Regions from separate parts of the Homo sapiens genome. Here region 2 is linked to region 1. Evidence: read pairs that join two places in POLR2A ChIA-PET (ENCODE). Cell type or tissue: PC-9. All regions are shown on one strand. Each heading gives the region's core, and the rest is flanking DNA. Links, peaks and the distances in the headings are about the cores only.

What was found. Peaks named below come from ENCODE experiments on the same cell type or tissue, not always from the same donor. Only the 100,000 strongest peaks of a DNase experiment are listed, where the experiment ranks them.
Region 2: POLR2A ChIA-PET joins it to region 1 with 6 read pairs; 5 of 35 experiments call an interaction of 5 or more read pairs at or near these places.

The regions. Positions count from the first base shown.
Region 1 is chr7:43,848,799-43,854,183 of GRCh38, reverse strand. No RefSeq gene overlaps it. Among named protein-coding and RNA genes, the nearest start is that of MRPS24, 18 kb to the left of the region's middle. In PC-9, for the core only: no CTCF peak of the experiment used is centred there; no DNase peak of the experiment used is centred there.
Region 2 is chr7:43,686,577-43,691,961 of GRCh38, reverse strand. All of the region lies in intron 1 of COA1 (cytochrome c oxidase assembly factor 1), which reads left to right. Among named protein-coding and RNA genes, the nearest start is that of COA1, 40 kb to the left of the region's middle. In PC-9, for the core only: no CTCF peak of the experiment used is centred there; no DNase peak of the experiment used is centred there; H3K27ac peaks cover 742 bases.

The DNA of each region.
Region 1 (5,385 bases), core at 69-5,068:
GATAGGGAGATTGTTCTGGATTATCTGGGTGAGCTCACTATAATCACAAGGGCCCTATATTAGTCAGGGTTCTACAGAGAATAAAAAACAAGAGGATGTGTATCTATGTACAGACTTGGAGATATACTTTAAGAAATTTGGTTAGGCTGGGTGTGATGGCTCACCCTTGTAATCCCAGCACTTTGGGAGGCCAAGGTGGGTGGATCACCTGATGTCAGGAGTTCATGAACAGCCTGGCCAACATGGTGAAACCCCGTCTCTACTAAAAATACAAAAATTAGCCAGGTGTGGTGGCAGGTGCCTGTAATCCCAGCTACTTGGGAGGCTGAGGTAGGAGAATTGCTCAAACTCAGGAGGTGGAGGCTGCTATGAGCCAAGACCGCACCATTGCACTTCAGCCTGGGCAACAAGAGTGAAAACTGTTAAAGAAAAGAAAAGAAAAGAAATTTGCTTACATGATTGTGGAGACTTTGTGCTTCTAAAATCTGATAGGGTAGGCTGGAGACCCAGGGAAGAGCTGCAGTTTGAGTCCAGAAACAGGCTGCCGGCAGAATTCCTTCTAGGTAGAGGAAGGTTGGTCAGTCTTTTTTATGTTCAGGCCTTCAACTGCTCACCTGAATTATGGGAAACAATTTCCTTTACTCAGAGTTCACTGATTGAATGTTATTCTAATAAAAAAAATACTTTCACAAGAAATATCCAAAATAATGTTTCTTTTTTTTCTTTTTTGATAGAATCTTGCTCTGTCACCAGGCTGGAGTGCAACAGTTAGTGTGATCTCCACTCACTGCAACCTCTGCCTCCCAGGTTCAAGCAATTCTCATGCCTCAGCCTCCCCAGTGGCTGGGAGTACAGGTGTGCACCACCATGCCCAGCTAATTTTTGTGTTTTTAGTAGAGACAGGGTTTCACCATGTTGGCCAGGCTGGTTTTGAACTCTTAGCCTCAAGTGATTTGCTCACTTTGGCCTCCCAAAGTGCTGGGATCGCAGGCGTGAGCCACCATGCCTGGCCAGAATAACGTTTCATGAAATATCTGGGCCCAATGGCCCAGCTAAGTTGACACATAAATATTAATCACCACAAGTCCTAAGGGAAAGAGGAGTAAGGATGATCAGAGTTAGAGAAGATGTGACTAGGATAAAAATAGTGATAAAGAGAGAGGGAGAGAATGGATGGAGGAGGAGAGAGAGGAATTTGAAGATGCTTCCCTGCTGGCATTGAAGATGGAGTAAGGGAGATGAGCCATGAAATGCAAGAGGCTTTTAGAAGCTGAAAAAGGCAAGGAAAGAAATTCTCTCCTAGGGCCTCTAGAAGGAATACAGCCCTGCTGATCCATTTTAGACCTATTTTGGGTAGTAACTATCTAGGGCTGGTGGTGCAGGAGGTAAAGGAATTTACCAGGACTGTTGTAGATAAAGACAGATTTATTAGAGAAGGTATGAAAATACTTGCAAGATTGCAACGGGCAGTACAGCAGAGAAGGGGCTGCCCGCAAAGAGGCTAGGGCTGCAAGCAAGTTTTTTTTTTTTTTTTTGAGATGGAGTCTCACTCTGTTGCTCAGGCTGGAGTGCAGTGGCATTATCTCAGCTCACTGAAACCTCCACCTCCTGGGTTCAAGCAATTCTCCTGTGTCAGCCTCCCAAGAAGCTGGGATTAGAGGCGCCTGCCACCATACGTGGCTAATTTTTGTATTTTTAGTAGAGATGTGGTTTCTCTATATTGGTAAGCCCGGTCTTGAACTCCTGACCTCAGGTGATCCACCCTCCTCAGCCACCCAAAATGCTGGGATTACAAGCATGAGCCACTGTGCGGGCCTTGGAAGGAAGTTTTATAGGGTTGTGCTGGAGGGGGCTACATGCAGAATGAGGTCATTGTGCCCTGGGGACAAGGTCATTGTGCCCATGGAATGAGGTAGAGGTCATTGTAATTAGCCATCTCTCAGAGCAATTGTTTCTTGTTCTTGCCCACCTAGACCCCTGCCCAACCCAGGGCCCCTTCCTCCTGGTTGCTTACTTACCTTCTCAGGACTCCACACTTCTGATCTCCACAGCTGTAAGATAATAAATGTGTGTTGTTTAGGCCATCAGATTTTTCACTCCTGTAGTTCAGCAAGCAGGAGGGAGTGGCACCCAGTGGCCTCTTCACTTCTGTAGCTCAGTGAGCAGAAAGGAGTGGCATCCAGCGGCCTCTTCACTTCCATAGCTCAGTGAGTGGGAGGGAATGTTACAGCTCTTTTACTCCTGCCACCCATAGCTAGGTGAGCAAGAGCATTACAGCCCTTTAGCTCCTGTGGTTCAGCAAGTTCCGGGTTCTTGTCCTGCAACCAAGAGGAATAAGGTATGGGGACACTGGAGAGTGAGTAAGGCAGAGTAGAGTTTTACTGAGCAACAGAAAGAAAGCTCTCAGCAGTGAGAGGGTACCCAAAATCAGGTTGCTGTCTGTGAGGCTGAATCTGGGGGTTTTATGAGCTTAGAATGGGAGAATGCATGCTGATTGGTCCATGGGTAGGCTTGGAAGATGAACCATTCATTTGGTTAAAAGGCATCATTAAGAAGGAACCAATCAAGAGAGAATGGGTAAGATGGAGATAGAAGCTTTCACTCTGGTTGTGGACTCTACCCAGAACTGGCAGCTCAGTTTTCAGGCTTCAGACAGTCCTTGGCCTGAAGGTTGAGTTTCACCAGGGACCTGTCTGCCTAGGATTTTGTCTGTCTCCTGTCACTATCAGTAATGTGCTACAGCAGCAATAGGAAAGTAATATACTACTCAAACTTTAGATGTCAACTTAAAAATCATTTCTGTTTAAATTTGTAAAACAAATGTTAACTGAGTCCCACTCAGTAACACCCACTGGGCTTATAGCAACCATGTTCTGAGATGGATCTGCATTGTCTCTGACTCCCTCCTGTGATTTCTTTGTAGCACTAATCACAAGTGCTAATGGAAGAGTGATCTGATGGCTTTCTGTTTAATATCTGTATCCCTGTGCTCCTAGACAGTAGGCTCTTTGAAGACAGTCACCATAGTCCAACTTTCCAGGAGACCTGAAGGAAGGGGCTAAATGTGGGGCTTTGGGTCCTGGGTCAGCACAAGAAAGGTGGTGGGTGAGGACTCACTTGGATTCTCATTTGTCCAGGCTCTGTCCTGGAGGGAGCAGAAGGGAAGGAGCAAGGGAAAACCTGCCCAGGCCACTAGCCCCGCTGGGCCTACGAAGGCAGTGTGGGTGTCAGTGTGTAACAACTGGCTCTCCAGGATGGGGGCAGGGAAGCCATCTGCCAATTTCTGTGGTGTAAATGCTCCTGACATGGCTGATTTCCAGACACCAGTGATGTTCCTGAAAGTGGAGTTGGGAAGTTTAGAGTGTGTTCTCTGATACCAACCAATTCTTCAGATTCTCTGATATCAACTGGGTGTCCAACAATTTAAGAAATAAAAATGAAATCCTAAACTCCCCAGCCAACTGAAGGAACTCCCTCTTGGCCAAGGAGACCCCAGAGAAACCTTGAAAACAGTTCCAGGCCATGACAGGGTGGAAGGTTGGACACATCTTGTTATACTCCTCCCTAACCACAATTAGGCTTTTTCCCCTAAGGGCTAAACAGAACAATCAACCAATTGCCTGCTGCTACCCCTTGTTTTGTGGTTTTGGCACAACCACCACCAATCATGAAGTGGTTTCGGCCAGTCTACAGAGGATGTGTAGTAAGGGTTTTTATGTCCTCTGCTTCACTTTTTTATGTCAGAGCACTGAAAAACTCAACCTTCAGATCATGCTAACACCACCATTTTTGAACATCGGTTTCTTATAAAGGCATGAAGCTCAACTGCACGTGCACATGGTTCTACGTTCATAAATATTCATGACTCCTTCTATAGCTTATTGAATATGTATATTTGGCCACACCATTCAGCATAAATCCCTATCTCACTCTTCTACCTTCGAAGTGTCTGTTTCTGGCTTCTGGACCGATGCTATGCTCCCCAGCCTCTCAGAATGGCTACCCTGGAGGCTGCAAACCTTTGTGAGAAATAAAGCTCTCCTTTCCACATTTATCAATCTCATTATTCTTCTTTGGTTGACAAATTCATTTCAATTCTGACACTAATCACCCAGATTAGCATTAGACCCCACAAGTTAAATGGCTCAGTCCCACAAAACTGCCCCCACTTCAGACACCCAGGCCACCCATATCTCTGTCTGGCTGACTACAAATTAGGGGTTCCTACAACACCCTCATTATATTTGATAATTTTCTAAAATGGCTCACAGAACTAAGGAAAACACTTTTACTTACATTTACTGGTTTATTATATTTAAAGAGTGTTTTTTTTTTTAGAGATTGGGTGTCAGGATATTGCCCAGGCTGGTCTCAAACTCCTGGCCTCAAACGATCCTCCCACCTCAGCCTCCCAAATGTTGGGATTATAGGCATGAGCCACTGTGCCTGGCCTACAAGTTTATTATAAAGGACAGAAGTTGGTTTTGTTTTGTTTTTTTAGTCCCGCTGTGTGATGTTACCCAGACTGGAGTGCAATGGTGCAATCATGGCTCACTGCAGCCTCAACCTCCTGAGCACAAGTGATCCTTCCAGCTTAGCCTCCCAAGTAGCTGGGACTACAGCCACATGCCACCACACCTGGCTATTTTTTTTTTTTTTTGTATTTTTTGTAGAGATGGGGGTCTCACCATGTTGGCCAGGCTGGTCTTGAACTCCTGGGGTCAACAGATCCTCCCATCTCAGCCTCCCAAAATGTTGTGATTACAGGCATGAACCACTGCACCCTGCCTACTAGTTTATTATAAAGGATACAACTTGGGAACAGACAAATGGAAAGCACGCATAGGGAAAGCTATGTGGGGAGGGGTATGAAGCTTCCATGCCCTGGAGGCACCACCCTCGTGTCCTCAGTGTGTTTGCCAATCCAGAAGCTCTTGGAGTCTCATTGTTCAAGAGCTTTTACAGAACTCAATCTCTAGCTCCCCCTCCTCCTTCCCAGCTGTCAGTGGGTACAGCTGAAAGTTCCCACCCTCTAATCACTTGGTCTTTCTGGTGACCAGCCCCCTCCTGAGGCTATAAGTGGGGCTCATCTCATTAGCATAAACTCAGGTTATCCAAAAGGACTCATTATAAATAACAAAAGACACTCTATCACTCAGGAAATTCTAAGTGTTTTAGGAGCTCTGTGCTAGTGTACAAAGACCAAATGTATATATATTTTTGTATTACACCATAGGAAAAGATATGCTGCAGCACGTTACTGCACTATGCATGAATAAATATCCCTCAAGAAGATAGTCACATTCAAATTAAATTAAAATAATTATGGAAACTGACCAGGTGGTTGAAATGAAAAAAAATTAAATGTGATTGGTATTATTTTAT
Region 2 (5,385 bases), core at 194-5,193, 160 kb after region 1:
TGAGGCACAAGTGGGTGCGATTCCTCCTGGACACCTGGGCAGATGATTTTGGTTGCAGGCTCTGGGCCAAACGGCTGTAGCCAAACCCTTTGGGAATGGGGCTGTTTCTGAGTTTGAACCCGGGAGCACAGTCAGCAGGTCTGCTACCTGAGTGCTGACCTACACTTTCAGAATAGCCTTCCTAGGTCTTGGGCTCTACCTTGGTTTCATAACTGCCTACCTGAATCCTGAGGTTCTCACAGAGAGACTTTTTTCTGTGGATGGATGCAGAATTCTTGTCAGAGGATAGAGCAGGTGTCCTCTTATTCTGCCATCTTGCTGAGGTCTAGTGTAATTTTTTATGTGACTGGGAGGCTTAAATTCACCCAGAGTTTGTCTCCTCAGCAGACTATATGTTAGAGCTACTAGAAGGGTAGAATTCATGATTCTGACTTTCTGCATTTGTTTACTTCTGGACAGGAAAATGTTATATTGATGATAATTTCTTTCTTTCTTTCTTTCTTTCTTTCTTTCTTTCTTTCTTTCTTTCTTTCTTTCTTTTTCTTTCTTCCTTCCTTCCTTCCTTCCTTCCTTCCTTCCTTCCTCCCTCCCTCCCTCCCTCCCTCCCTCCCTCCCTCCCTCTCTCTCTTTCTCTTTCTTTCTTTCTTTCTTTCTTTCTTTCTTTCTTTCTTTCTTTCTTTCTTTCTTTCTTTCTTTTCTTTCTTTCTTTTTTTGAGTCAAGGTCTTGCTTTGTCACCCAGGCTGGAATGCAGTGGCATGATTATCGCTCACTGCAGCCCCAAACTCCTGGCCTCAGGGAGCAATCCTTCCACTGCAGCCTCCAGAGTAGCTGGACTATATATAGGCATGTACTACTGCGCCTGGCCAATTTTCTTTTCTTTTTGTTTTTTTTTTTTTTTTTTTTTTTGTAGTGATGAGGTCTCGCTATATTGCCCAGGCTGGTCTTTAACTCCTGGCCTCAAGTGAGTCTCCTGCCTTAGCTTCCCAAAGAGCTGAGATTACAGGTGTGAGCCACCATCCCTGGCCTGATGATGAATTTCTTGATTCTCTTGTAGGGCCCTCCTTCTTGCACTGTCCATTAATTTTCCAGTTATAGGGAAGAGGATATTCCATATGTTTGTAGATCTGAGAGACATTAGTCTGTGTTAGACCAACTAATTCTTACAGGCAGTGTATCAATGAGTCTTGCTTTTTTCCCCCTTTATTCATTAGGACAATCTCTGCCTTTTAGTCATAGTGTTTAGACAATTTACATTATTTTTTTTTAATTTATTTTTCTATTTCAATAGGTTTTTGGGAACAGGTGCCTTTGCATCCTCATAACTTAGCTCCCACATATGAGTGAGAACATACAATGTTTGGTTTTCCGTTCCTGAGTTACTTCACTTAGAATAATAGTCTTCAGTTCCATCCAGGTTGCTGCGAATGCAATTATTTCATTCATTTTTATGGCTGAGTAGTATTCCATGGTGTATATATGTATGTGTGTATATACATATATGTGTGTGTGTGTATATATGTGTGTGTGTGTATATATATGTGTGTCTGTACATACATATATATGTATATACCACATTTTCTTTATCCACTCGTTGATCGGCATTTGGGCTGGTTCCATAGTTTTGCAATTGCAAATTGTGCTGTTATAATATAAACTATGTTTGTGCAAGTATCTTTTTTGTATAAGGACCTCTTTTCCTCTGGGTAGATACCTAGTAGTGGGATTGTGGATCAAATGGTAGGTTGCTTTTAGTTCTTTAAGGAATCTTCACACTGTTTTTCATAGTGGTTGTACTAATTTACATTCCCACCAACAGTGTAAAAGTGTTCCCTTTTCACTGCATCCACACCAACATCTATTATTATTATTTTATTTTTTGATTATGGCCATTCTTGCAGACAATTTACATTTAATTATCAATATGTTCAGGTTTAAGTCTACCATCTTCATCTTTGTTTTCTATGTGTCCCATCTGTCTTTGTTTCTCTTTTCAGTTTTTAAAAACCTTTTGAATTAGTATTTTTAGTGATTTCATTTTATCTCCATTATTGGTTTATAAGCTGTGCCTTTTGTTTTATTTTTAGTGATTACTCTAGGGTTATATGTCTCTAAGCTTATCATAGTCTACATTTAAGTAATATGCCATTACATTTAAGTAATACACTATTTCATACAAGAACCTTACAACAACATACTTCCATTCTAACCCCCTGTCCCTTGTGCTATTTGTCACATATTTTATTACTATGTGTTATAAACCCCATAATACATTACCAGGTTTGCTTTAGTCATTAACTTTTAAAGAGCTTAAAAATGAGAAAATATGCCTTTTAACATTTATCCACATTTCTCATAGTACAAGTCTGCTTTCAGTGAATTCTCTGAGCTTTTGTTTGTCTGGAAAGTATTTATTTTGCCTTCATTTTTTGAAGGTATTTGTGGCTGGGCGTAGACTTCTGGGTTGACAGTTAAAAAAAAAATTCTAGCCAAACATTCTGCCTGCTGAGAAGTGTTTTTTTGACACAGGGACTGATTTCCTGCCCTGTGAGACCCCTCATTTCTGACCACTGAATGCCAGCAAGATTCTCCACAAACACACACATACCAGATTACAGTCAGTCTCTGCCTTGCCTTAATACATTTACATGGTTGAATGGAGAGTTCCTCCTTTGCTAATACAGCCTATATGAGCCTGAAGGAGAAGGCATGGTGCTTCCCACTCACATGACTCTTTCCATGCTTAAGGCAGTTTGTATTGTTCCTGAGTTTCTGTGCTCAAATGGAATCACTCATTTCTATCTGGGTCAAGGAGCTCAGTTAGGATGCTATTATCCAGGCAAAGGTGATGGTTGTGTGAATATAACTTCTTATTGGGTTGGTTTAGTTAAATTATGATGAACTGAGAAGATTTAAATACGTGGGGTTAGAGAGAAATAACACAGACTGTGAGCCAATCTCAGCTTCCCTTTTCTTCTTTTTTGTGTGATAGAATCGTAATTTGTAGCTGGGCACATTGTTGCTCTGTGAAAAAAAAGATTACATTTTTAAGTTCTTTTTGTAGCAAGATGTAGCCATATCACTATATTAAGATTAGTGAAAGTTGAAGCATTGTGAAAATTCTAGAAAGTATTATTGAAAGGACTGAGCCCTGCTTTACCTCTTTCCTACTGGCTATTATGTACATTTGATGGCAGGAGCTCAAACAGCCATTTTGGGCCTGGAAGTGGAAGGTGCATTTTGAGAATGACAGGTCATTAAGATGGAAAGAGCCCCTGACGTTATGAAACTATACACTGGACTGACTATATCTGGACTATTTTTTTTTTATGAGGATACATTCACTTTCTATCTTGTATAAGCCATTGCTTTTGTCTGTTTTTGTTCTTGTCTTATGTGGCTGCATGCAGCTGAACCTGATCCTGACTAATGAAGAAAGTGTGATAAAGAGGTTTTTAATCCTGGAAGACTGAGCAAATAGTGATACATTTGATAAAGTTATGGAATACAGAAGAAACAAACAGGGGCTTCTGAGGGTACATAATACTTAACTATAAAACAACTATATACTATTAATAATATGGAAAAAATCTCTTCAATGAAAGTTTTTTTATCATAAAAATATTCAAGTTGTATTTGAATCTTTTGTTTTCTGAGGCATAAGCATTAATTGCATACATTAATTACTTTAGGAATTTGATGACTTAGTCTTATGTCATAGTGGAGCTCTGATATATCAAGGCTCCTTCTGCTTCATACTCCTGTCCGTATTAGTTTGTTTTCATGCTGCTGATAAAGACATACCCAAAACTTGGAACAAAAAGAGGTTTAATTGGACTTACAGTTCCACATGGCTGGGGAGACCTCAGAATCATGGCGGGAGGTGAAAGGCACTTCTTACATGGTGATGGCAAGAGAAAAATGAGGAAGAAGCAAAAGCGGAAACCCCTGATAAACCCATCAGAGCTCGTGAGACTTATTCACTATCAAGAGAATAGCACAGCAAAGACTGGCCCCCATGATTCAGTTACCTCCCTCTGGGTCCCTCCCACAACACATGGCAATTCTGGGAGATAGAATTCAAGATGAGATTTGGGTGGGGACACAGCCAAACCATATCACTGCCTGTTAATGGAAGTACAGGTTTCAGCCACCTTCTTGAATTACAAAGAATTTTTTTTTTTTTTAGGTTTTGGGATGCTCAAAAGATATGTTGAAATAAAACATGGAAGAATGCATGATATGTTGGAACTATTTATAAAACACTATTTTCTTTTTGGATTAGGTCTTTTGCCTCAATCACTAACTATTGAATAACTTTTATCATGTGTTTTGAACTTTAATGTCAATTTTTGTCAAATACATGTAGGGAAAATTAATTCCATTTACTTTTTTTGCTTTATTTATCATCATAAAACTTTCAAATGCCAGTAATTTGGGAGTGTAGATTTCACAGTCCTTTTTTATTCTTTAAGCTATTCAGAGAATTTTTAGGATGCAGGTATATGTTTATATATATTTACTCTCTCCCTCTGATCTTTCTCTCTCAGGACAAATATGGTGGATTTGTAATGGTAGTTTTAAGCTTGAAGCTATCGAGGAAGCACTTTAAAATGTCTTAGGCAAGCTTGTTTTTCCTATTTTCTTGTCTGATAGTAATGAAAGCTGAGTGTCTCTTTTTATGCCTTTTAAAAAATGTCTTCTCTAGATGTTGGCAAACAAGTTGGAATATGAATGAACCATGAAATCGTTCATGGCAATTACTGTGGGAGGGAATAGGAAACTTCAGGGCAGATTCTGAGCTAGAGCTGATTTAATGCATCCTGGGGAAGCATTGGTCACTACTCAGGTAGCTTTGATGAGGTAAGTTAATAGCAGAGGATACTGCCAGAAACAAGCATGGATAAAGGAAGAAAAGAAATGAAAACAGTAAGACTATTGATTATAAAGTATAGGAGGGAATAGGATTTGGGGCCTCAGTGGAAATCCTTAGAGGCCAGAGGCTCTAAAAGCTGGGACTGCTTCATTTTTCCTTTGATATAATAGTCATTAAAAAACAATAGTAAGGCACAGCTAGTATCAACATGGGAACTCACTATATCAATTTTTTAAATACTTGTATTATAGGGTAGTACCATATACAGAGCCTTTTTCTCGTTGAAAACAAAGGCAAGCATGCTTTGAACTGAATTGACAGCTTTGTGCCTGTACAGATAAATATAACACTTTTCAGGTATTAATTCATGAATAGTCAATGAACCAGTAAAGGACAAAAAGTGACATATGGCAGCCTGGTGTGGATTAAGTGTGACTGTCACATTCCGCTCCCCACCTTTTTCCTTTCTCTAATTTATTAAAAGAAACAAAGCCGGCCGGGCGCGGTGGCT